Regions from separate parts of the Homo sapiens genome. Here all the other regions are linked to region 4. A link is a contact called in ENCODE Hi-C or POLR2A ChIA-PET data. All regions are on one chromosome and are shown on one strand. Each heading gives the region's core, a stretch centred on a gene start or an enhancer-like site at or near the end of the contact. The rest is flanking DNA. Distances are from core to core; before and after follow the strand shown. Region 1 holds the start of BCAT1-AS1 (BCAT1 antisense RNA 1). Region 2 has its middle 23 kb from the start of BCAT1-AS1. Region 3 holds the start of BCAT1-DT (BCAT1 divergent transcript). Region 4 overlaps ETNK1 (ethanolamine kinase 1).

Evidence for each region. Hi-C counts contacts between places; a loop is a spot of excess contacts on that map. ChIA-PET counts read pairs that join two places held with the same protein, here RNA polymerase II (POLR2A). Pooled maps may share reads with other maps.
Region 1: a loop to region 4 is called in a pooled map, with 3 times the contacts of the local background. The contact joins the promoter of BCAT1-AS1 here to the enhancer-like site in region 4. A Hi-C loop is called at or near these places in 1 of 37 single-sample maps with no recorded cell type and 3 of 50 pooled maps. POLR2A ChIA-PET finds 5 or more read pairs at or near these places in 1 of 52 experiments (HCT116).
Region 2: a loop to region 4 is called in a pooled map, with 3 times the contacts of the local background. The contact joins two enhancer-like sites. A Hi-C loop is called at or near these places in 1 of 37 single-sample maps with no recorded cell type and 3 of 50 pooled maps. POLR2A ChIA-PET finds 5 or more read pairs at or near these places in 1 of 52 experiments (common myeloid progenitor, CD34-positive).
Region 3: a loop to region 4 is called in a pooled map, with 2.5 times the contacts of the local background. The contact joins the promoter of BCAT1-DT here to the enhancer-like site in region 4. A Hi-C loop is called at or near these places in 2 of 50 pooled maps.

Annotation. Positions count from the first base shown.
Region 1 is chr12:24,815,040-24,821,133 of GRCh38, reverse strand. It overlaps BCAT1-AS1 (BCAT1 antisense RNA 1), which reads right to left and starts at 1,276. Exons shown (of 4, transcript XR_007063245.1): 1 at 1,187-1,276. It overlaps BCAT1 (branched chain amino acid transaminase 1), which reads left to right. Exons shown (of 11, transcript NM_005504.7): 11 at 3,085-6,094. The coding sequence ends at 3,126.
Region 2 is chr12:24,793,260-24,800,347 of GRCh38, reverse strand. No RefSeq gene overlaps it. Among named protein-coding and RNA genes, the nearest start is that of BCAT1-AS1, 23 kb to the left of the region's middle. Within about 2 kb of position 1,852, at least 3 of the 41 ENCODE cell types and tissues checked have a DNase peak (open chromatin) inside an H3K27ac peak, as active enhancers do.
Region 3 is chr12:24,944,517-24,951,083 of GRCh38, reverse strand. It overlaps BCAT1-DT (BCAT1 divergent transcript), which reads right to left and starts at 1,921. Exons shown (of 3, transcript NR_199054.1): 1 at 1,754-1,921. BCAT1 (branched chain amino acid transaminase 1) reads left to right here and starts at 1,983. Exons shown (of 11, transcript NM_005504.7): 1 at 1,983-2,157. The coding sequence starts at 2,152. RefSeq lists enhancers at 1,530-1,619, 1,740-2,089.
Region 4 is chr12:22,684,222-22,691,202 of GRCh38, reverse strand. ETNK1 (ethanolamine kinase 1) reads right to left here. Exons shown (of 8, transcript NM_018638.5): 7 at 6,647-6,720; 8 at 538-6,321. The coding sequence ends at 6,249. Among named protein-coding and RNA genes, the nearest start is that of LINC02955, 12 kb to the left of the region's middle. Within about 2 kb of position 3,327, at least 2 of the 41 ENCODE cell types and tissues checked have a DNase peak (open chromatin) inside an H3K27ac peak, as active enhancers do.

The DNA.
Region 1 (6,094 bases), core at 27-2,526, 2.1 Mb before region 4:
ACCCCCTTCCCTACCAATGTCTTAAGCTGTCCTCCGTGTGCATACAAACTTTGTTTCCAGACTGCCCTCGTGTGACTCAGTCCCTGGACCAGCTTCCCAGCCCCTTCTGTTTCCAGCACATCCTCCTCCACGTGTTACAGGATTACAAAGCTTTGCACAGCCTTTCAATAGGGTTTAGAGCAAGAATGACAGATTGCTACCTGGTAGGCAGCACTGACTATAGTTTTATTGGCGTTGCGTAGAGTGACTGCATGACATGCAGGTTGTGCTTTTGTTTTGCCAGGAATTTAAAGGCATTTAGCAAAGCCGTATGAAATTATCTGCCTTATGTACCTCGAATGTGAGGTAATGAACTTGTCATTAGTCGTGTTTTAGTTTAGTGTTCTCGCTGGAATTTGCAAAAGATTAAAATTCTGCACATTTCATTAAGTCTTCCACATGGGCTCAAAATACCATCCCGCAGGCTCGACCTGACTTGCCACGTTGCTTTGACACCATCTCTGATTCCAGTGAACAAAACTAAGTAAGTGTGACTTACAGCCGCCCTACCAAACATTGAAGGTGTGAGCCTGCACTGTTGTTTTGTAATGACAATGACAAGAGTATAATGACAAGAGTATAATGACATCCTAGTCCATGAAGACATGTTTTCTCTTTTCCCTCCCTCTATGTATACTTACTTACTCTTAAGGAAATAATATAATTTCTATTTCTGCTTAAATCTGCCATCTCTACTTAGAATTATTTTCCCTTGAAAAATTAAATTGCATTATCCATCAGCCAAATGGAAAATCTGATTACTAAATGCCTACTTCTAGACATTATGAATTACCTGTAATATCACATTTCTTGGGCACTTCTCAGAATGCTATGATTTTACATAAAAGCATAAATTACAGAATGAGAAGAGTAAAGCTTAGTGCATATTATGCAGGTTCGCAGAGTGATATGTGGCCTACGACTGTCATTGTAATCAAAATTGATTTTTGATCATTTATAAAACTAAAACAACTAATTGAAAGCAAATTTACTTTAACTGATGAAATTCAAGATGAAGTGACAGTAGTCATGAATCACAGTTCTGTAGATCTGCTAAAATGCCAATGAACTGTTATTAATGGTGAAAGTGTTTAATATATTAATGGGAATCCAAGTAAGGAAAATAAAACACATATTTTGCCCTTACCTTAAGTCATGTTGACATCATACATAAATCAGGTAGAATTTGAAGATGTTTCATCCAGCATTCATCATGAAGCAACAGAGTCAATAGCGGGCAGTTACAGTCTGTAGGCAATGCTTTCTGGTGTGGATTATGCAAGAAACTTACAGTCATTTGGCTTCCTTTATTCCCCTTTGCATGTAAACTACCAGGTGGTAGGTAGACCCATTCTTGGCTGCCAGTATTTTTACCACTTGGATAGATTCTGCTCTCTGAGGTCTTTAAGACAAACACAGCACATGTACATTGTGATATAGGAGAAAGAACATCAGACAGAGGCAGAGAACTGGGCTTGTCAAAATTAAGGGTGACCTAGAGCCTTAGTGTCCTTATATGTAAGATGAGAAGCTTGGATTAAAATTCATTGCTCCTTACACTTGATTTTTATGCAGCAGAACTTTCTTCAAAAGAGATCACTCCTGGAATCCCAATATACAAAATGGATAAAAGTAGGATTGTTCTGAAGTAAAGAAGTAAAATCCAGAGCCCCACTTATTTGAGTCATCTCCTACCTTTTAGATGGTTATTAACATTGTTTCTAGTTCAGAAATTCTGATGTTTTATATTAATTTAAACTAAAGTTAAATTAGGACTAGAAGAGCCATTTCGTGTGAAAATAGACATAGTCTGAGTGATTTAGGCAAACCCATAGTGACAGATTTAGTGGCCTGATACACTGGCTTGGAAAGATCTGTTCCAAGTCAGTCTCAATACACAAGGCTCGGTGAACACATGGCGAGCAGTCTTGGTGGTGGTCAAGAACATGGAATTTGCTGTGAGAGAGAGCTTGGTTAGGGTCTGGGCTCTTCCATCTGTTAACTGCAAACTTGAGCAAGTTATTCAATCTCCCTAATATTCAGTTTTCTCATTCATAAAATGGATTGATAATGGTACCTTCTATGTACAGTTACTGTGGGTATTAAATGAGGTAATAAGCCTGTAAAACTCCTGGCATGATGACATTGGCCTACATTAATTGCTCACAGAGTGAGAACTTATTATAAACACAGGCATTTTTGTTGAATGACTGACTGATTGAATGAATGAATATAGAACTAGCTTTCTATTTGTGATGTATGGAATATCTCTATTTCATTTAATTTCATTTTGAATATTAAAATTCAGGCTTGCTTTTAAACCAAAGTATTTGCTGATGCAAAGAATGAAATTCTGACTATGATACAGTTACATAACTTTTGAAGAAATAAGAAAAATGCTAACACAGCATGAACAACTTTGATTTAGAGAACAGAGTCTCTGTTAAAATCCATGGGACTTGTCAACTTCATATTTTTGTTTATGAGCATAAAACACTCTTTAGTGCATGTCGGAATCATTTGATGCTTGCTGAATCACAGGTTGCTGGAACCCATCCCCAGATTCTGATTCAGTCTGAGATGAGGTCTGGGAATTTGCATTTTTAACTTGTTGTCTGGTGATGCTGATGCTAGTGGTCTGAGAATACACTTTGAGGATCACTTTTTCACAGTAAAAGTCACAGTCATTAAGCAAGTTAACTCAATGAGAAATGATAATGAAAAGGCATGTACCTAAATAGATAAAGGACCTATACCAGCTATGAATTTGAGTTCAGCAATAATTGTAAAATTTGTAATTCTTTTCAGGTATTTGGTTTTTAAAAAACTCCCTATGTATGCTTTTATCTTATGTTTTATATGGTGTCCCTCTTTTCCTCTCTTTCTCTCTAATCCAGTTTTTAATGTGAACATGTTTAATGTGAAAATGTTGTTCAAAGCAGAAGCGAACCTTTTGTGTAACCTTGGCGGTATTAAGTTTGTTTGTAAGCTATTTCTGCCCTGTTAGCTTCTGTACTGAAACACGTTTTCTTGCTTTTGTTGCAGTATGGAAGAGAAGAGAGCGACTGGACAATTGTGCTATCCTGAATGGAAAATAGAGGATACAATGGAAAATAGAGGATACCAACTGTATGCTACTGGGACAGACTGTTGCATTTGAATTGTGATAGATTTCTTTGGCTACCTGTGCATAATGTAGTTTGTAGTATCAATGTGTTACAAGAGTGATTGTTTCTTCATGCCAGAGAAAATGAATTGCAATCATCAAATGGTGTTTCATAACTTGGTAGTAGTAACTTACCTTACCTTACCTAGAAAAACATTAATGTAAGCCATATAACATGGGATTTTCCTCAATGATTTTAGTGCCTCCTTTTGTACTTCACTCAGATACTAAATAGTAGTTTATTCTTTAATATAAGTTACATTCTGCTCCTCAAACAAATGCAATTTTTTGTGTGTGTTTGAAAGCTAATTTGAGAAAATTTCATAGGTTACATTTCCTGCAGCCTATCTTTATCCACAGAAAGTGTTTTCTTTTTTTTAAATCAAGACTTTTAAAACTGGATTTCCTCCCATCACTGTTTTTTGAAGGTCCTCCAAGTCCGTGTTAAGGTAAATATCTGTTTTCTTCCTGATGTCACAGCCTGAGCATACTCTGTGCATTAGGAAGACCTGAGTGCATTTCCCACCATTGTCCTTTCCACATTATGTTGTAGCTGGCTGGCTGTCAGGCGACTACAAGACTGAGGGTCTTGTGCCTTATAGATCTTTGTATCCCCCATGGCTGACATATAGTAGGTACTCAGTAAATGGTTTTATAATGAATCAGTGAACATTTTGCTTCTATAGAAGTGTACCTTCTTTGTTTCTATATTATGAAACCTCTTTATTAGAATTTGTGATTGATTCTGACAGTGTATAGATTTACCTTATATTGTCTTTATTTTCCATGAGCTACTAAGTCATTAGAGATACTCTGAAGCATAGTTAGTTTAGGAAATCACTTCATATTGATTGTATTAGAATTATCTTGGAATTGAAGATATATCCCTAGAGCAGGGGACCCCAACCCCCAGGCCATGGGCCACACAGCAGGAAGAGGTGAGTGGTGGGCCATTGAGGAGCTTCATCTGTATTTATGGCTACTTCCCATCACTCGAATTACCACCTGAACTCCACCTCTTGTCAGCTCAGTGGCAGCATTAGATTCTCATAGGAGCACAAATCCTATTGTGAACTCTGCATGCAAGGGATCTAGGCTATGCGCTCCTTATGAGAATCTAATGCTTGATGACCTGAGGTGTAACAGTTTCATCCTGAAACCACCCTTCACCCTGCAGTCTGTGGAAAAATTGTCTTCCACAAAACTGGTCCCTGGTGCCAAAAATGTTGGGGACCACTGCTCTAGAGAGAGGTCATGATATCATACCAACCAAATGGAAATGACAAATGTTTTATGTCAAGTGTTAATTGCAGAAATAAATCTTTTTTTTTTTTTTTTGGTAGAAAACAAAGAGGCATACTCTGATTTTTATACTCTGTTTTTGCAGGTGCTCTTTTCTTTGAATGGAGATTTGATGAGCAAGTGGTTAGGATGCAGGGAGAGCTACTATGGGTGATATTTTCCTTGTTTAGGAGCTGTGAGTTAAAATTGTATCCTTTGTGGTTTATCTAAGGAAAGTCAAATCTTGACAGAAAACATTTTTCCTTGGAAGGTCAACTCTCAGACATTGTATTTTGGTTTCCCTCAGTCCTCATAACTTCCTTCTTGCTGAACATATTTTATTCTCTTTTCAGAGAAGGAAAATAAAAAGGATTCTAAAAGTTTGATGCATTGGAAAAATTTCCTTGAGGCATTTAGCAACACATAGAAAATGGGCTTTGATTCTTTTCCAAAACTTTTAGCCATAGGGTCTTTTATAGACAGGGATAGTAAAATGAAAATTGAGAAATATAAGATGAAAAGGAATGATAAAAATATCTTTTAGGGGGCTTTTAATTGGTGATCTGAAATCTTGGGAGAAGCTGTTCTTTTCAGGCCTGAGGTGCTCTTGACTGTCGCCTGCGCACTGTGTACCCCGAGCAACATTCTAAGGGTGTGCTTTCGCCTTGGCTAACTCCTTTGACCTCATTCTTCATATAGTAGTCTAGGAAAAAGTTGCAGGTAATTTAAACTGTCTAGTGGTACATAGTAACTAAATTTCTATTCCTATGAGAAATGAGAATTATTTATTTGCCATCAACACATTTTATACTTTGCATCTCCAAATTTATTGTGGCGAGACTTGTCCATTGTGAAAGTTAGAGAACATTATGTTTGTATCATTTCTTTCATAAAACCTCAAGAGCATTTTTAAGCCCTTTTCATCAGACCCAGTGAAAACTAAGGATAGATGTTTAAAAACTGGAGGTCTCCTGATAAGGAGAACACAATCCACCATTGTCATTTAAGTAATAAGACAGGAAATTGACCTTGACGCTTTCTTGTTAAATAGATTTAACAGGAACATCTGCACATCTTTTTTCCTTGTGCACTATTTGTTTAATTGCAGTGGATTAATACAGCAAGAGTGCCACATTATAACTAGGCAATTATCCATTCTTCAAGACTTAGTTATTGTCACACTAATTGATCGTTTAAGGCATAAGATGGTCTAGCATTAGGAACATGTGAAGCTAATCTGCTCAAAAAGATCAACAAATTAATATTGTTGCTGATATTTGCATAATTGGCTGCAATTATTTAATGTTTAATTGGGTTGATCAAATGAGATTCAGCAATTCACAAGTGCATTAATATAAACAGAACTGGTGGCACTTAAAATGATAATGATTAACTTATATTGCATGTTCTCTTCCTTTCACTTTTTTCAGTTTCTACATTTCAGACCGAGCTTGTCAGCTTTTTTGAAAACACATCAGTAGAAACCAAGATTTTAAAATGAAGTGTCAAGACAAAGGCAAAACCTGAGCAGTTCCTAAAAAGATTTGCTGTTAGAAATTTTCTTTGTGGCAGTCATTTATTAAGGATTCAACTCGTGATACACCAAAA
Region 2 (7,088 bases), core at 603-3,102, 2.1 Mb before region 4:
TCAACCTGAGCTGCCATTCACCTGTAACAAAATGTGGAGTTGCTGTGCTGCACTTCTGCCCACAATGTTTCCAATGTCCTCTCTTGCCTTTCCTTGCTAACCACTTACCAGCCATACTGGCCAACTTCCAGCTTCTCAAATATACTCAGATCCACCTCCTCCAAATCCATTTGCATATTCTATTCCTTCTGCTTGGAATGATCCCAACCTGATTTTTAGGACACTAGTCATTTCTCCTACTCCATTTCCTCAAAGAGCTCTTCTTGCTTCTTGGCCACCTTGGCTAGAGTGGCTCCTCACCTACATCATTCTCATCTTAGCACTCTCTTAGTTTTCATCATGGCACATAGTACAATTGCAATTGTTTTATTGATTTGCTTGTTTACCCTCTCCTCCATTAAAATATAAGCACTATGCAGACAGACACCCTTTCTGTTTTATTTATCAATTGCCTACCATAGTCTTTAGCAATAGGAGATGTTTAGTGAATATGTTTTTCAAAAAAAAAAAAGGAAGGAAAAAAAGAAAGAAAAAGGGAAGCAAGCTAGCTTTCTTTTTTAAAAAAATTTATATTTATTTAGAGATGGGGTTTGGCCATGTTGCCCAGGCTGGTCTTGAACTCCTGAGCTCAAGTGATCCACCAGCCTTGGTTTCCCAAAATGCTGACATTACAGGCATAAGCCACCACCATGCCAACCTAGCTTTCTTTAGGTATTAATCCTTTGCCTTTTTTTTTTTTTTTTGCTTATCCATAAAAAATGTCTACTGACTATGGTTCCAAGCGTTTTTTCCCCAATGATTTCTATTGCCTGGTAAATTGAAATTTTCTTCATGAGGTAATTGGTTTGAAAGAGAATCTTGGAATTTTTCAAGTCTTTAGAAGAGACTTCTAGCTCCTGTAGTAGTAGTCAACTCTCTTTGGAGGGTTATTGTAGATTAAAAAACACACATATACCTTTTTACCTTGAGATAATTAGATTCACACGCATTGTAAGAAATAATTCATAAGGATTCTATGTATCCTTCCCTCAGTTTCCCCCAGTGGTACTATCTTGCATTACTATAGCACCTCACAACCAGGAAAATTATTGTCTTTAATAAAGTGAGGGTTTTTTTTTTTTCAGTTCTAATTCTTTATCACTCTCCACCTCTTTCACTAAAGGGCTTGAGGTCACTTATAAAAAGGACAAATATAATGCATAAAATTAATGTAATTAATTTTAAAATTAATTATAAAGGAGAAATCAAGGTGAAAAAGTAAAAAAATATGTTAACACTTGGGGCTAATTCAAAGTTTATAACTTGGTTCTCTGCAAAGTCAATGGATTATAATTAATTTAGATGTGGAAATACACCGACTCTTCAGAGGGAGAGAGACAAAGACTTTCTTGCTTTCTAAAAGAATAAAAAGTTTTAATAAGAGACAACAAAGTATGTTTCTTAAAAAAATACTTTCCTCGAGTTGCAGTGAATGTGACAAGTAGAGAACCACAACGCTACATATCTACCTTCAACATGACATGAGACTTTATTATAGATCTTCCAGGCCCTATGAAACACTCAATGCTAAATTATCAAACTTCACTAAATGACATTATATTATTAAACTACTATCACAGGAAGCAGGCAATTATTGAGTCATTTACAAATATTCTCATTCTCCTCCTTCTGGGCCCTTGTTAAGTTTGTGATTTCCTGGCCCCTTGAAGATAGGCTTGGCCAGTGACTTGCTCTGACCAATAAAATATAAGCAGGGGTGACATGTGCCACTTCTAAGTGGAAGCATTTGATTGCTGGTGCTCAACTGCAAACTTCCTTTTCCCTACTTCAGTGGTCACAGAATCACAAGTTTCATGAAACATCTGTCATCTTGGGTCTGTGAGTGACTAAATTAGGCAGAGATCCCTGCTGATCTATGTTAGACATGTTGCATAAATAAGAAAAAAAACCTGGCTGGAATCATTGAAGTTTGAGGGTTGTTCATATTACAAATGTTAAAATGGCCTATCTTGATTGGTATTGAAAAAAAATCCCTTAAAATGTATTTATTTGACTATTCTATCAAATCAGGCTCTGATTCTTTGGGCTAGATATTGTCCATTTCTTCCCCTTACTGAGTAGGGAAAAGACTGGTCCCAGTATCTATAAATGGATCTCTCTGCCAATTTAGTCATAAGTAGGATTTACTCTTTGTGCTAAAAAGTAATCCACCCATGACAATCCACATGCAAATGACTCTAGTAACACATTGAAACTTTGGGAACATGACTAGCCCAATAACAACTCATTAACTAGTTAAAGGAGAATAGCAGATTATTAAAACCCAAACCTAGAGGGTCAAGTTACAAAGTGATTGAGACTCCGTGAAATGGAAGGTTGGCTGCGTTTGTTTTTGATACTCCTGAGACCTGCCATTGATGTGGCCTGCATCTAGCACTTCATCCTTAAAGCACTGTGTTATCTTTGGTGATGAAAGGAAGGGAGAAAAGGTACTCATAGGCAGCATTTTTAATTATCTGTTAATTGGATGAAATGGCAAATAAAGTGCCTAAAGGCCATATGCATATTCATAGATTGTCTTCAAAGGGTACCATTACTAAAGCCAATGAAAAAGATTATGAGTTAATATTGGATTGCGATTTAGGGCAGAGCAGGGCGAGACATATTCAGATATCTTTCTCCAAATAGTTACTAAGATTAATTTGTCTCCCTGGTTTTATATGAGGATGGCGGTGCTACAATTTGCCTGGAAGTAGAGCATGTTTGTCAAAGTAGCAAGTCCCACAGCGGGTAGTTGTTGGCAATTTTCCTGATTGCTCTGGGTGTACGATACTCTTAGGCACAGGATGAATATTTTACCCAAAATAAAAGTTTAGATAATATTTTTCATGATATTCATGTCTAATATGATTTCCATCAGAAACAATTATTTCTGCTTGTGGTAGAAAGCAAATACAATATTCTCTTTGTGAATTTCCATGGGAACATGAAAATAATTTTTTTTTAAGCAGTAGCAATTTTTTTATTTTGACAGAGCTTCCAAGAAAAGTATGGAAAAGAGATTTTGGGATACCATGTTGAAATTCTTTCTCTGCTTTGCAGAATATTTCGACATTTAAGATTTAATGTTCAAGTGACAATGCAGTAAGCATAAGTTCCAATTCCACAGGGCCCAGAATGGATGAGAATTACACACACTTTCCTCTGTCTGTCCTGGTTCTGCCCCGCTGCTGAGGTCACTGCAGGGGAAGATATGGAAGGAGAAAAAGCCACACACATCCCCAGGGCACCCTCTAAGTGCCTGAGTTTTTTTGTCACTATTTTCCTGCCACTTCAGATAACGCAAGGCAGCTGGCAAAATACAAATGCTCAGTGACCAAAGTTTGGAGATTTCCAAGATGAAAATATTTTCACGTTGTTAGTTTCATCTTTGTTAGTTGGGTCTATCTGAACGAGCTATTGACTTAAAAAAACTTTTTTTTAAAATTAATAGACTTTCTTTTTTAGAGCTGTTTTACATTTATAGAAAAATTGAGCAGAAGGTACAGAGCGTCTCTATTTATTCTCCTCTCACACCAACCTTCTTGCCAGATTCCTTTATTATTAATGTATCACAATGGCATAGTACATTTGTTACCATTGATAAACTAATATTGATACATGATTATTAACTAAAGTCCACTAGTGACTTAGTTTACATGAGGGTTCGCTTTTTTATTTTTGTGACGGAGTCTTGCTCTGTCGCCCAGGCTGGAGTGCAGTGGCGCGATCTTGGCTCACTGCAAGCTCCGCTTCCTGGGTTCACGCCATTCTCCTGCCTCAGCCTCCCGAGTAGCTGGGACTACAGGCGCCCGCCAGCAAGCCCAGCTAATTTTTTGTATTTTTAGTAGAGATGGGGTTTCACGTGTTAACCAGGAGAGGGTTCACTTTTTTTGCTGTATGGTTGTATGGGTTTTGAGAAATGCATAATGTCCTATCTCCATCATTACAGTATCATGCAGAATAATTTCACCACACTAAAAATACCCTATAAAAGACATTGAATTTTATAGCTATTTTAGAATTGTGTTACCAGTCTCATTCCCCTGAGGATACAGTCTAGCTCCACAAGGCTGTGTCATGTACCATCAGGTGCTCTGAAATAATGAGCAATGTGTGGCATGGTGGTGGCAGTTCCAGGAATTGGCTCTGCAGCAGGAATGCTCTGCCACCCCGAAGTCATTTAGCCTCTCTCATCTGTAAAATAAAGACAGGAGTATTACTTAATACATGAGATATTAAATGAGATACTACATAAAAGGGACTTAAAACAATGCCAGGCAGAGAGCAGATACTCAATACAGTTTAGCTGTAATTGTTATTAGCTGTAATTGTTATTACTCAAAATGAATATATAGATATAGAACTAAACACACATACACGCACACACAAGTGAAAGTGAAACTAGAAAAATCTGAATATGATGGGTCGGTTGTAGCAATCATCAACGTACTGCTTGTGATAGCATGCAAAAATGTTAACACTGGGGAAACTAAGTACATGTAGGATCTCTGTATTATTTTTTTATTTTTATTTTTTCAGAGATAGGATCTCACTCTGTTGCCTAGGCTGGAGAGCAGTAGTGCAATCATAGCCCACTGCAGCCTTGAACTCCTGGGTTTAAGTGATCCTGCTGTCTCAACCTCCCAAGTAGCTGGGACTACAGGCATGCGCCACCACACCCTCCTCACTTTTAAATTTTTATTTTCGTAGAGACAAGGTCTAACTATGTTGTCCAGGCTTCTCTGTATTATTTCTTCCAATTGCATGTGAATCTATATTATCTCAATAAACATTTCAATTTAAAATGATTAAAGTGGTCGTGTGGGCAAGGTGTTGGAGGAATTGCTTAAGATTTACAAGAATGCTAGTGATGAGCAACGATCACGTGGAATCATCCATCAATCCTAGCTAGGAACCAAAGCAGGCTGGGACAGCCTTTAGGAAAAGTTGGAGAAAATTGAATATGGAATGGGGATTGATAGGAAAGTTCTTAGGGAATTTTCTTCTTCATTTTTGTTGGGAGTGATCCAGGTATTATGGTTATAAAAGGGGGAAAGTGAGTTTAGTGCCTCAATTCTCCCTGCAACCCCATGACAAGCTGATTATTAGAAAATCTCCTTACACAACTCATCACTTTAAATTTACAACCACCCCTAGACTCTCAACGTCCACTCAAAATTTCTAGAAGTGACGCTCAATAACCCAAAGCAGGCCATTATTTTGCCCAAGATCTAAGCCTTTAGACACAGAAAAGAAAAAAAAAAACTCTCTATAAGAGGGTCACTAGCACCATGGGACACATTGTCAACAAGGAATTAATTAATCATACATAAGGTGCAGTCTTTCTCCCAAAATGGACTACCCAGATGTGAAATGGACTGACAGGCTCTACTGAGGATTTGGTTTCCTTGAATTTAAATGCCACAGATGTAGTTCCAGCAAGAAAAATGAATGGGTAATTATCACTATCACTTGGCCCAGTGATGGCCTGTATGTTTTAGATGCTTCCTTTCCATTTACTTTGACAGAGGCATTTAATGTCCTGGTTTGTTAAACACTTTGTTCACATAAACAGCTGTATCTTGGGAATTTCCTTATTGTCCAGTTTCTAGTTCTTGCAAATGATGACTGCATTTATTAGTAGGAACGTTTGCGGGTAATGCCTTTTCACCTACGAAGATATTCTGATTGCTTAGAAGTTTTATATAAGAACTGCTCTATCTCGGCTTCAAAGAGTTGTAATAACACATGCATTTTTTTTGTTTTGTTTTCTCTCAAGAGCTTTCGTCAACCCAGCTTCTCCCTCCTTGATCATTTCTGACAGAAATGTTACCAGCATGAACATGCTTGTAGTATTCCTGGAACTGTTCTGTTAAACCAAATTTTTAAAGGTATTTTGAATTCAAATTGTATGAGAATAAGCTCCTGTGGGGAATTTTCACCGAATATAAATATATGTTATTTCTAGTCCTATTCTTAAAATTATAAAATTTGTTTAAATATGTGTACTTCACAGATCAGATATTTATGACATATATTATCCACACCTCCCCACAGTAGTGGCTCTGAACTTTTGTGGAGTATTTCCAATAGGCTAAACAGTTAAAATCACATACAAGTTGCCAAGGCCATTGGATTTAGTTTTTTTCTGGCTTAGTATTATTTCTTTCAACAACTTTATTCATATATTCTGGATTACTTCTCATTTTTTCTCAAAGAAAATATTGTCTCACAAATCAAAGGGTTTTGTTGTTTGTTTGTTTGTTTTGCCTGAGAATGGGAAGATGTTTGTTTAGCTGATGATTTAGCCATCACAATATCCCCAGTTGTGAAGAAAAAAAATAGGGAGAGGCAGAAAAGTCTTGTTAACAAGTAATCTCTGGGTCTCCTTCAGATTCCATATTCTGTGGATCAACTCCTTGTTAGGTCAGAAGAACACCCAGGGGACTAATGGCATCTAAACATCTAACATTTGTTTTTAAATGATAATTTCTATCTCTCCAGCTACTCTCCCCAACTTGAAATGTCCCATTTGGTTTAGCTTTCCCCAGATTTAATTTTTCCCTGGCACAAAATTAAAGCTCTTTTGGTAAATATTAGCTTGCTTGAAACCCACTGAAGCTTGAAGGCAGTTATTTTCAGATAAGAAAAATTTATCATTTTATCTATGAGTAAACAGACATGAAATATTACTCTGAGAGATGAAAAAGGAGGACCTTATAAGTACATTAAGTCAAGTCTTTTTGATACATTTTCAAACAATTGCACCAGCAGTAGTTATGCCAAGAAAAATATGGCTCTTTAAGGTAGATCTCCTATCTTTGAAAGTTGAAACTAAGGAGGATAACTCTAACTTTCATTTAGGGCATTCAATTTGAATGCCTCCTCTACACACACACACACACACACACACACACACACACACACGCACACACACACACACACACGCACCTTCTGAGTATTAATTTGAAACTAAATACCTGGATTAAAATGTATTTCTAGATAGACAGATAAAACCTAGTAGAGTGTCATTTATAGTTTTTAAC
Region 3 (6,567 bases), core at 672-3,171, 2.3 Mb before region 4:
ATTTTCCTGTTCTGCACATTTCAGATAAGTGGAATCATATAATATGTAGTCATTTGTGAGACGCTTCTTTCACTTTGCATAGTTTTCAAGGTTCATCCATGTGACTGCATGTAATCAGTACTTCATTTCTTTTTATTGCAGAATATAATAATATTCCATTGTATGGATGATACCATGTTTTATTTAGCCATTCCTCAGTTGATAAACATTTTGCTACCTGATTTAAAGCTTACTTTCTGTTTCTCACACTAGTATATGAGCTTAATGAGGGTAAGAACATTTTTGTTGTTTCCCACTCAGTCCCTAGCATTTTGCACATTGCCTGTCTCATGTCAGTGTCAGGTTCAAATCTATCTAGCTGTGCTTTCACTGACGGGGGCCAGGAGGTTTCACAAGGACTCAATGGCTGATTAAATGCTTACAGATACAGATTTCTCAGGGCAGAACTTCTGCAAGCATTTTGGCTGTGGTCAGTTACTTTCAGGTTTTCATTACTTTTTGGTTTTCACAGCATCCGCAAGTGCCCATAGCCATTATCTCAGCTGCCTCTCTCTTTACTCTCTTGCCAATGGTGCCAGGCCACAGCAGGTGTTATCTTATCACCTCAGTCCACCATACATATGCTTATCAATTTGAGGGGTCAGCAATTTCACTGGAGGCTGAAACCCTTGTCATAAATGGCTCCATTTTGAGACATTTCAGATTACAAACCACTGTTATATACCAGCCTAGCATGTAGAAATCACTCAGTACATTTATTGAACACATAATTTAACCATTCATTCACCTGACCAACAGTCATTAAGCACTGACACATTTGTTTTCAACACTCCCTCTCTTCCACGGCAGGCCACTTGGTATGGGAGATAAATATGACAAAGGATCTGCCCTTACGAATCTCATAATCCACTGAAGTGACAACTGTGCAAACAAATAATTAAAGTAAAATTAAGAAGCTGGGCACAGTCTCACATCTGTAATCCCAGCAATTTGGGAGGCGGAGGCGAGGGGATTGCTGAGGCCAGGAGTTCAAGACCAGCTTGGCCAATTTAGTGAGACCCCATCTCCATTAAAAAATGATAAAATAAAATAATTGATTTTGAGAAAGGATGTGGACAAAGTGCAGCACATAGACCAAGGGCCCAGTTCTGTTTGAGGGCATTGGAAGCAACTTCCACAGCAAAGACTTGGGTTGAAATTTACAAAAATAGGAGTTTGCCAGCTTGACAGAGAGGCAGCGGAGGTCAACCAGCAGCACACTTAAGCAGTCATGGAGGCTGACCTAGGCGCTGGACATGGAAAAGTAGCAATCCTGGAGCTTTGTATAGATGTGGGGAGGGAACTTACAGGGGACCAACTAGGCTACTGGGCAATTTCACATTATAAAGAATTTTATATGCTCAAATTAAAGGATTAAAAATTTTCCCCCATGTACATAATAAATTGGCAAAAATGGTTATATTTGAGGGTGACTAAGGAACTCTGGGAAAGAGATCGGCAAACCAGGCACATGTTCTTGACTACTGCAAAAGTACATTTAAAGTAGCCGCGGGGGATACATGTATACTTTTGGGCAGGATTGTGCCGTGGTCCTCTCAGCATGCAGCAAAGTTACTTTGGGGACAGTAGGGAGGTGGGCAGGAGCCAGTGATGACGGAATGGCAATCACATTTGACCTCTGATCTGTTTATTTCCTCCTCCTTGACGTCTCCATATAAATGTTACACGGGCATCCCCACACTCGGATACGCACCCACAGTGGCTGATTCGGGGGTAACCGTGTCATTTGCTTGCAACACTGGCACCTCTGCCCTGCACCCCGGGAGTGAGCAGTGAGTGAGGCTCGGGTCTGGGCGCTGGCTCCGAATCTTCGGGCTGGGAGAGACTCCACCATCTGGGGGCGGCCTGGGGGAGCAGCCTTAGTGTCTTCCTGCTGATGCAATCCGCTAGGTCGCGAGTCTCCGCCGCGAGAGGGCCGGTCTGCAATCCAGCCCGCCACGTGTACTCGCCGCCGCCTCGGGCACTGCCCCAGGTCTTGCTGCAGCCGGGACCGCGCTCTGCAGCCGCAGACCCGGTCCACACGGCCAGGGGCTACGACCCTTGGGATCTGCCCTCCGCTCAGCTCGAGCTTCCCTCGTGGCCGACGGAACAATGAAGGTAACTACTTATGGTTTTGTCCGTGTTTTACAAAAATGTGTGCGTGAATCGAACCGGCGATTTCTCCAAGAAACATAGTTGGCAGGGAGGGGAGGAAGGCGAGACAACCATGGCTTATATCCCCCGCAAACGTCTCAGTATCTTCTTTATCAATCGTAGTTTGCGGGGACCGTGCATTCTGTTCAGATTTCGGTTTAACCTCCACTCGCAGGACGTGCCTTCTCGGACTTTTTCACATTCGCTTTTGGGAACGGAGGTGAAAGTCTGCTACAGCTCCCTCCCCTGCTTGTGAAGTTTGGAAAGGAAGTGAGGGCTTCTCTCAGTTTCTCCTATGCACAGGAGGTGGGGAATTTTGGAGAGGAGGTCTGGGGATGTCCCGGGCTGTAAATGCGCTTTCCTGCAGCGTGTGTTCGTGATGCAGGAGGGAGCGGCTGGAAGAGTTGACCCGGGTGGAGAGGGGAGGGAGAACGATCTTTTCACTGTTAAAAGCAGAAGGCCCCTCTTATTTTGTTTCTTGTGGAAATTAAAGCTTCTAGGAGTTACAAATGATAGACGCCTAAGGGCATTCATTTGTTAAACCAGTGAGCACCCTAATGGCTCTGATCTTGCTAATCAAGGATAATTAGCCTAGCTGCCTATTATTTCTGACTATTTAGGTGTAGGGATGTACACCGTTGAGTGTTTTGTTTTCCTAGTTTCACACACTGGAAAACTGCAATCGCATATAAAACCCGAAGAGCAACTTTTTCCAAGGAAAGTGAAGGATGGGCAGATATTCTTGCCATCTAACATTTTGGAATTGAGATGACCATAATGCAATCTGAACTTCTGGTAGGAATAAAGCCTCGTTTCAGAGTTTCTAAGGAGGGAGATGAAGCGTGGTTCTCAACTGCTCTTATCTACAACCCATCCCAGACCATAGTTTCACTTAGAAGAAATAATATGTAAATAGCGCCTTTGTTGCCAAACAAAAACTTTCACTACAATTAAACAGTAACCGAGTGGAAACTATGCGTTTTTGTATTCAACAGAGATCACACAACTTTTCTTCTATAGTTAGAGGTTCTATTTCTGGCTTCCTCATGCTTGTTTCATTTCAGATGAAAAACACACTTTAGTTGATTATAGCTTTAGTAAGTAAAAGGAGAAAACTAAGAATGAACAGTCTTGCTTTTCCAGCTTTTTCCTGTCCATGTGCAGTTGTGGTTAATTACGCGTTTTTGTAGGTCCAAAAACCCCTGTCCCTTCCACAAGATACTTTTATAACATGGGGAACTAGGTAAGATATCTACAAGTAGTCTCTTTTCTGTTTCCTGATATTTCCTAAGATTAAGAAAGAAATGATTGTATTCTAGGTATGATCGAAGAAGTATGGAAGGTTCCATTAAGTTAGTTTTATCACAATATTTCAAACATCTTTCCACTTATCTCTTAAATATGTATTGCTATCACAAGCTTGATTTTTTAAAAAAATGTTATTTGCACATGGCATCTTGATTGCCTTTGTCCTCAGCAAATTCTCCGGGCTTAAGTCATGCATGAGCTTGTATTTTAAGACAGACACATGCAGAATGGGCAACTTGGATAAGAAACATAGGATATACACTGAGTAGCATGTGTACAAAAATGGTAAGTGAGTATTATGACTTAATAAATTTAGATGGGGATTTAAAAATGATACACATGTAAATGGGATTGGAGGCAAGGGAAGTCCGTGTGTGTGTGTGTGTGTGTGTGTGTGTGTGTGTGTGTGTGTGTGGAGGGAAGACGGGAGGCCTAGTGGGGAGAGAGGTTTTACATTCCAGACACAGGATGTGGCCCCTCAGGCTAGGCTCAGAGATGTAAAGCTAGTTAAGCTGGCCTAACAAAAGGGTGGTGGTTAGAAAAAGGAAAAAAAGAGGTGGGGGTTGGGGAGGAAAAGAATTTAATGCTGGCCAATATTTTCATCTGATAAGTTTCAGTAATGAGTAATTTCACTGGATTTCAGAACTACAGAGAGAAAAGGGGAAAAATATTTTTCCTTTTTTACGCAAGAATTTCTCTTGCTTTTCAGCTCATTAGAACCAGATCTAATTATTTGAAATGAGTTTAAAACCTTATTATGAAAGGAAGTTGAAAACATTCGATCACAATTGAGTTTTGTACTATGGACTAAAACCAAGATGTGCTTTCTGTCAGTAGCTGTGCAACTCCCTGAAAAAAGAAAAATAGCGCAGAGCGATCTGAGCTTTGTGAAGGCTACACAATTTATCAGGCCCAGAGAGATAGGAGTGTGAGACTTCAGTCACGTCCCCCCGTACGCATGCGCAGGAGTAATTATTTAAAGACATTTTGTTCCTGACTAACTGCCTCACTCATTATGTTCCTGGAATTTGTGATACAAAAAAACAATGTTTAGCCTATCAATAGTTTATATAGTTTATGTTATTTTAATATAAATTCTTCTCAACTTAGAAACTGCCTCTTTTTTCTTTTAAAAACCCACTTGTAACTGCTGTATATATTCAGGGCAACTTGATTTGGTGTTTCGTTGGTTGCAGTCCTCAAATTTGACCTCAATATACTCTCTACTTATATAAATTTTGTCTCAGTTTTGTCCGTAGGCTGACATTCCAATTGTTTTCCTAATTATATATTTTGTTCCTTATTTCTCATGTCTAGAAATAAAGCTAGGGAAGTAAACAGCTGGAAAACTGATAGTGGTGTTATTAACCTAACTGAGAGGGCTGGGCTTATGAGTAAATTATTCCTGTGCATAAATGAAAGATTGTTTCTAAATGGCAGCTATGTTGAGCCTTTGTATTAGTTACATCTTTTGGGGTTTCAGGTTGCCAGCTTCTTTAAATGGCCTCTTCTCAACTGGTATAGGAAGTTGGAAAATAAAGAACTTTCTTTATTTCCCTTTAGTGTTGGTAACCACAGTTTCTTTAAATAACAGATGCCCACCCCAGGGAAACCCAGTGGCATGATCAGCCTTATGCTCAGGAAGGTTTGGTTGCTATACTGGAGAGTGAGAATCTGGGACCTTCCATGATAGACATAATTGTGCCAGCTATCCTCTACTTTCTATATGATGCTATCATTCTTTTTTCTTTTCTTTTTTTTGACAGAATCTCACTGTGTTGTTCAGGCTGGAGTGCCGCAGAGTGATCTCTACTCACTGCAACCTCTGCCTCCTAGGTTCAAGCAATTCTTGTGCCTCAGCCTCCTGAGAAGCTGGGATTACCACCATGCCCAGCTAATTTTCGTATTTTTTTGTAAAGACGGAGTTTTGCCATGTTGGCCAGGCTGGTCTGGAACTCCTGGCCTCAAGCGATCTGCCCATCTCGGCCTCCCAAAGTGCTGGGATTACAGGCATGTGCTATCATTCTTTTTGAGCACAGGAGGAAACTATGGCTGATCTGCTCATTTTACTGTCAAAAATATAGGCAGCTTTTGTATTGTAACATTATCCCCTTAACAGCTGTCCAACTGGTCTATACATTTCACCTAACATATGGTAAATGTTCCTACTGTTGGCCTTTCCTGAGCCTCTGTCCATTCAACTAAGGCCACTGCAATGGGATTGTATGCAGTTCAGCCAAGAAATAAATGTGAGGTGCAACTCACATTTTTTAAATGTTTCAAAATTAAGCATTTAGGTGCTTTTATTCATAAACATGACTTTGCAAATATTGGTAAACAGTTTCATCATAAGACCTTGTCAGTGACTCACAATGTCAATGGTGAACGCAAAGGAGAATCTGTCTTTTCTGGAACACCAGGTTCAGGTATCAGTTTCAACTATGCTTATAATTTGTGCTCTAAAGTCCACAAAGCTAAATTATCTTTCCCCTAAAAATTGAGTACTCATATCCTTAAAATAGCTTGGAAATTAGATTACCTTATGAATACAGCATAGCATGTCACATAAACGTTTTTCTACTGTTATACCTTTTTGGTGGGAAAGACTATTTTGCAAAACATTTTTCTTGTGTTCAGTAATTAATGGGAAAAACAAACTCTAAAAGAAAGAGACAGTTATGTCCCAAAAATACAGGAAAATGGAAGAATGGAAACAGGGAAGACCAATAAAGAAAAAAATAGAGGAAATTACAAGTAATAAACTGAAGTCATACTGAAAAACATATGGCTCTTTCTTATTGAAAGTTGTGAAATACTTGCAAAACTCAGCTAGTTCCATTAAGAATAGTCTTTAATCTAAAAAGAACAAATTCATTTGTCAGTTCTTTATTTCGGTGTGTAGATTTGAATGTTTCATCAATTGCATTTACGGTTTATCCCTCAGTGTGAGAACTGTTTTTGCTGTTTTGACTATAAATGGATATCTGCTTTAGGAAGACTTAGGAAGCCTGGGACATAGGATTACAGATCAAATTCTATTTGACTCCATAGAAGTTGAGACGGAAG
Region 4 (6,981 bases), core at 2,078-4,577:
AAACATTCTACCAAAAACCACACACACAAACACAAATTAATGACTATTTTTGTTATGGACAACTGATCTTCATGGCAAATAAACATTTCCTGAAGGCAGAGATCATCTATCACACTATCTGATAATTTTAAGAGTTTGTTGTTTAAATGGATAATCCCTGCCTAGACCATAAGATGCTAAGTCTCAGACAGTGTCTTTATTCCTCTATGTTTCCCAACTCTGGTTCCAAAGAATAGTGAAGACACAAAGCATAATAGTTAGAAGAATAATGAATTTTTAAACTAGGTAAACAGAAATGTTTATAAGTTATGTAATATTCCATAGTCTCATCTCAACCAAATTTTTCCAAAAGTAAACATTTTTTCAAAACTTTTTAATGTATATAAAACTAAAAAAACAGAAAACAAAAAACTAGAATTCAAAGAATCACTCCACATATACATTTATACACTAACTTTGGAAAGTCTTGTGTTTGCAGATATTCACAAGGAAAACCTCAAAAATAAGTTGAAGTAACAATAAAATTTATGAATACACTGTAGTTAGAACTCAACTTTATTGTTACAACGAATTTTTATTTACAGAATATAAATCTCTTCAAAAAGATACATTCCTTCATTTAATCAATGGTAAAAAGCCTTATTAACAGAAATAAAGCCTAAACATCACTTATATTTGAACTGAAAGACAAACAGCTTCATTAAAAGTTTATGAACACATAGTGAAAATGTATTTTTACTTAACCAGTTACATGAATGAGGCTGTTTTTAATTTTCTTCACTGCCAACCTCATTTTATCCACAGAACAAATTTTATTTAAATTAACAGTAGTAAAAATGTAAAACTTAAATTTTGAACATGAAAATATGAAACAAGAAAACAGGAAGTATCTTCATTATCAAACAGATTAACAAATTCTCAGACAGATATTTTCTGAGGCATAGCAAAACACCTACATCAAAAGTTGCATTCATTTAAGAGGTATCAATACATTTTCAGTGCTGAGACTATTTGTAGCACTTACATTATATACAAAGCAGCATTATACTACTATGGTTCACATTTGATAAACACGAATTTAAGCTTTATGCCACAATTTCCCAATTCAACATAAAGCTAACGCAATGACAGTTACCCAATTTCATTCTTTTTCTTCTGAAACTGAATAAGGAAATTATCATTTAAGCACATGGAATAATGGCCATGTCTTTTTCCTTTTAATAACAGTATATTTTAAAACTCAAATACTTCATATCATGGAAATTTGACCAAGCTGTACAAAGGCTCCTAAATACAGTACAGTCAAAAAGTTTCCTCTTTGCAGACTCAATTTATAGTCAATTTAGTACAGATAAATATAGGAAACTACTTCAGATTATTGGACAAATAAGAATTTCAGTGTGTCACTACCTATAATTAAGTAGCAGCACACCACAACCACAGCAAGTAAACACTAATCTCCTCTACTGCCTTTTTGGGGTCTTTTCCAGTCACAGGAGCTAATTTACAGGGATACCACTGGGTTTCAACCAATCTCTGAAAGTTCCTTTATTATGAGTTTTGAAATTTAACTAATGCATCACCTACAATTCTGTTGGCTAGTTTTTTTCTTACTCTTCACTAATTAGTTTTAAATACAATATGTAATGTTTTCAAATTTTTATAAACATAGGTGTTGTACTAAAATGATTAATGGCATTTGAAATACAACAAATGGGTAAGATGTTAACCAAAACAATGGGATTAAGAGTATTTTAGAAAGCGATTTTTTGTTAACTAGAAAAGCTACAGGATTCACAATGAATACAGATACAATATTTTTAACCCTGCTCTTTTATTACATCAGTAGTATAGTAAGTGCATAAAGTATAGAAGAGAAAGAAAATTTCAGGAGAGAAACTTACAAAAAACTTGAAGTTTGATGCGTCAAACACAAAATAGTTTAAAACAGTTTACAGTTCTTATAAGCACTATCATAATTTTTTCTACCCAAATAATTCAGGTCTTCATTCCATTTCAAACTGCAATCCAGAAATGAAGATTTTCAGTGTAAAAACTGTTCAGAGAAATCTAATTCATTATGTAATACATCTTATTAATTTCAGTTTTCAAGTATTCAAGTAATGCATACCCAAGTATTTTCTGTTACAGCAACACATTTACAGACTAAGCCTCAAACATGGGGAAAAATTCATTTAAAATAATTGATACACTTTTCTGTCCAACGACATCAAACCCAAGACATGACACTGGAATCACACAAGTGGTATATAAAAGTTAAAAATTTTAAAATAAGGTGGTTCAATATAAATAATGTCTTCTTTTCAAAAAGAACTGAAAACAGGTTATCTTAATACATAACTAAATTCCCAGTAAAAGGACATTCTGGAATCTAATGGACTAAAGAAAAACCAGAGCAAATCAATTTTGAAAGATGAAGCTGCTTTACCACATACTTAAAATGATTTTTCCTCTGTGCATAATAATTACTAGCATTTGTCTTCTGCATAAAGTCGCACAGGTTACTGTCAACAAGTTTCCTAGCATAAAGCATCGCTAACTTTGTCTATCAACTGAATGACTGATTGATTAAAAGCTTAAGTCTGTATCACTTTGGAATGCTTATTAAAAACAATTTAAAGCAGAAAATTGAAATGACAGTATTTTCACTTATATTATGAAGACAGAAATTCGTAAAATGGTACAGAAGGCTTCTGTGTAATGTAAAAAAGAAATATTTGTATAATTTTAAAAGTGGAGGGTTCTAACTTTTAATTGAGAGTGGGGGAAACTTTTTTTCTTTAAATCTGGAAGCTGTAGTAACATATTTATGAAGTTAAATATTTTTAGTTCAGCAAAAATGGAAATAATTGTCATTACAAGATTACTTAAGTCTTTTCTGTCTTTTATGATCCTATCATGATCAACTTTAAATTTAGAGAAGTCATTTGAGATATGCTTAAGTTGAACTAAAGACTTATTATTTGTCTAATTTCTGTATATATGGAAATTAGATTCACATTGGGATATCTAAAATTTCAAGGTTTTTTTGTAGAAAAAAATTAACAACCCTAAAAATAGGAAATTATTAAATTACATTTTTAATTTCCTTTAGCTTGGAATCATGACTCAAAGAACGGAGCTCTATTAATATAACAGTGTATAAATTCACTGCTTCCAGGAATCTAACCTCACAAAACCTAACGGCTAACTAAAAAATAAAGAAAAGTCTTATTAAGCACTGAGAGGCTAAATAAATGAGTACTGACATTAACCAAAGCCGACAAACCCTATTTCCAGTTCCTGTGATCTCACTGTGTAGCCACAACTGTTGGCTATTTTTACTCTAAAACCAACAAGCTGAATCATTTCCTTACAGAAAAATTTCTACAAAAGGGAAGAGAATGCAAAACAATACACAGTCTCATATGCAAGATACAGTTCACACTAATTTACAAATTTTTATTTACATTTTTTATATACATTCCAGGCAGACCTACTTGATGAGTTTTGTGCTCATATTGATCTCAGATGATCGTGTGTACTGTATGATTTACTACCACATCTCTTTGATTTCCAGAAAATGGTGGTAGCATGGGGTTAGGAGGAAAAGAAATCACTGGTCAGGTGAGATCATACAAGTATGAAGGGGAAAAAAGGAAAAAAAATTGCGGAATTTGGCTTGTTAAAGCATCCAGGCCACTATGGTCTATTGACTAACATTGAATATACATGAATGCCACTTCTTACAGCCATTTTCATATTTACAAAATGAGCTTACTACTAGTTGAGTTATTAGGTAAGGCATTCAAGTTCCTTAGCTTAACATAAAAAGGCAACAGACATCTTAGCACACCACAGGACAGATTTTAGAGGGATGATTTCAGAGCACTTTGAGATTTACCCTCCTTTAGAATCCCTTACATGGTCGATATAAAAGGGAAGCAATTCTGAATCCTATTACTAGCCTGCACCATGATCCCAAAAACCTATACAGGAAGTAGGAGCATCACAACAACCAAAATCTAGCCAGAATGGGGAAAATAGATTAGATATCTTATTTTGTTCCCAAGATCCACTGCATAGTCCCAGAGCTAAAGTGAGAGCCTTTATTCCTGGTTACATTCACTTCCCTATGAATCTCTCCAAAAAACCTACAATAGTGTGACAGCTAGTAGCTATGCACAGTCTATCAGCAATGGCTCAGTGAACCTCTATTCAAAATAGTTTGAAGTAAGAATATGGAGTAAGGTAGAAAAATTATCTTCTCTCCTCCCACAGTTCTACAAGATATATACTGTTGCACTTTAGAAGGCAGAAAGCAAAAAAAAAAAAAAAAAAAAAAAAAAAATTAAGAGTATTACACATTCTTTATCTGTTTTATGAAAATGTTCTAACCACAGACAAAAATTCCACCAAAAACAATTTTTCAAGTTCACACTAACATTATAAAAAGCTACTAGTTGTTTAATTGGTTCCATTCACTTAACTAGGCAAAGTTCTATTGATCTTACAGTAATATGGTTTATAAAAACAAAAGTGAACATTTATAACATTGGGGAGGTAGAAACCAAATCTGGTCTAACACTGTTACAGATACAAACATACTTTAAGATTATATTTATGTAACTAGAATTTACCATTTAAAATGGCCTGTGTTTCTATTTACTTTATTAGCTTCAAAAATCTTGAGATAATCCAAGTATTTTAAAGCATTTGTCTGAGAATATTAAGTCATTTGGAATACATTAGACTCCTCAGAAGATTTCTCAGAGGATAAATTTGTAGTTGCATATTTTGAATATGCAGATCCAGTAAGCCAACTTTGTACATGGGCACTTATGTGACCGAAGTGCAAAGCTTGTCAGACTAATTTTCTAAGTAAAGTTAACCATGACTGCTCAACTACACAGAGCAGACTTCAAAACCTGAAGCCTATTTATCTATCTGAAAGATCTAACTTCTTTCCATACAATAATTACCTCCCTCTTACCACCAGACAAAATTAAAAATACAGTTAAACAAAAACAAGAGAAATAAACAAAAGCCCTCCTGCCATGACTATTTATGCTTAATTCACATTTTGTCATTTGTCAGATTTTAAGTGTACAAGATCAATGCCCTAAGTGTTCCTTATTTAATTATATAACTGCCTCAACATATAACGCTGAACTTACATGTATCAAGTAATCATTTGCTATCAGTCTAAAAACATAGAATCAAACTAAAACATGAAACTAAAATGTGAGGAATGAAACATGAAACTGAAATGTAAGGAATGACTCTGGATAGGTAAAAAATAATTAACCTAAACAATATTTTCTTATTTCTACATATGATAAATTTTGTGTATTTGTTTCAAAAATTAGCAATACTAGTGACTATTTAATAATCAAAAACATAAAGCATCTCTAGAAGTAAAAGGAAATTTTTGGTTAGAAACAATTTGATACTATAAAATTTTTAAAACTGAAAATAGTAACGACCATATTTAGCATTTGAAAACATTATTTAATACAGATTTTGGTAACATTAACTAATACTTATTCCAAGATTATATGGTAAATATTTATATTTATACTGCCAGACTACATAGAGAAACAGGGATTTAATTCTAAGTTATATTACCCCAAAAAGAAATACTTTCTAATATTGAATTCAACAAGATGTACCACCAACAGAGACAGTGAATGTATTTCACCTTCCTAAACAGCTATTTTTATATGAAAATCCTAAATTATCTACATCAGTCAATGACTGGCATTTCAAGAGTAAATGATTCATTTTACTTACAATGCATCAAGATAAAAAGGTTACACTGAACAACTAGAATGTTTACTGAAATTAATCTTATTAAAGTAAAACTTAAAAAACTTATTTGGGACATTTTCATTGCTTACACTCAACGAACGTGAAACAGAGAAAAACAGTCACAGAATCGTGCTAAGTTTATAATAAATAATTCACATACAACATAGGTTAAATTATCAAAGAAATTAAACTGACATCTTTATACCTTTTGCAGATTTAACACATTTCTAATCCACCACATACGGATAGCAGTAGGTATATTTCTTGACATCATTCAGTCTATTTCAAAAATAGATTTGATTGTTTAGAGGCATAATTTATAAAGCAAGATAACCAAATTAAACAACAGAATTTTAACTAATATTGGCTTTTTGGGATTTCTTAAGAAAAGATTCACAAGCATTGCTCAGCTACTGGAGAATAATTAAATCTCTTCTTTACTCAGGCACTTTTAATGCAGTAACCTCAGGCTTCATTTTAAAGTACTGGTTAAAACGAACAATTGCATACCTAGTGAGAAAAGAGAACAACAAAAAAATTAGTCAAAGCTGAAAAACTTGGTCCTTCCCTTATTTTCACTCAGTCCTCTAAGCTGGTTTTCTTAAAGTTTAAGATTTTCAAAGGACATATTTTTAGTTTATTGCACCACCTACTGGACACTTTTCTAATCCTGCGAGCACTTAACAGCTTATAGCAATTTCTTCACAGACCAATTACTAAGTGTATACAACTTTTATAATTGATTGCAAATAACTACAATATTCCCTGTGAATTCTTAATGTTAATCCAAACAAAAGCAGAGACCAATGTAATCATATAATAAAATTTAACTTACCCAAGGAAATCAAACTCAATAGTGGAGTATTTGGCTTGAATCAAAGCCCACAATCCCCAAAAGAAATGAGAAGCCTTAAAAGAAGGAAAGAAAAATCAAAAATTATGATAATGAATTTCTCTGTAAAACACATATGAATTGCTAATTCTATCCTCTAAATCAACTCCATGCACCACACTTTCTTGCTGTTCTTTTTATATAAAGCGTCTAAAACCTAGATCCTACTGACGTCTGCACCCACTAGATGGCTACAGATCACTTTCGTCAACACCAAAGGAGATTATGGTAAATTATAATCACTTGAAAAATAGAGGCCAGTTCCTGTGATGTGCTTT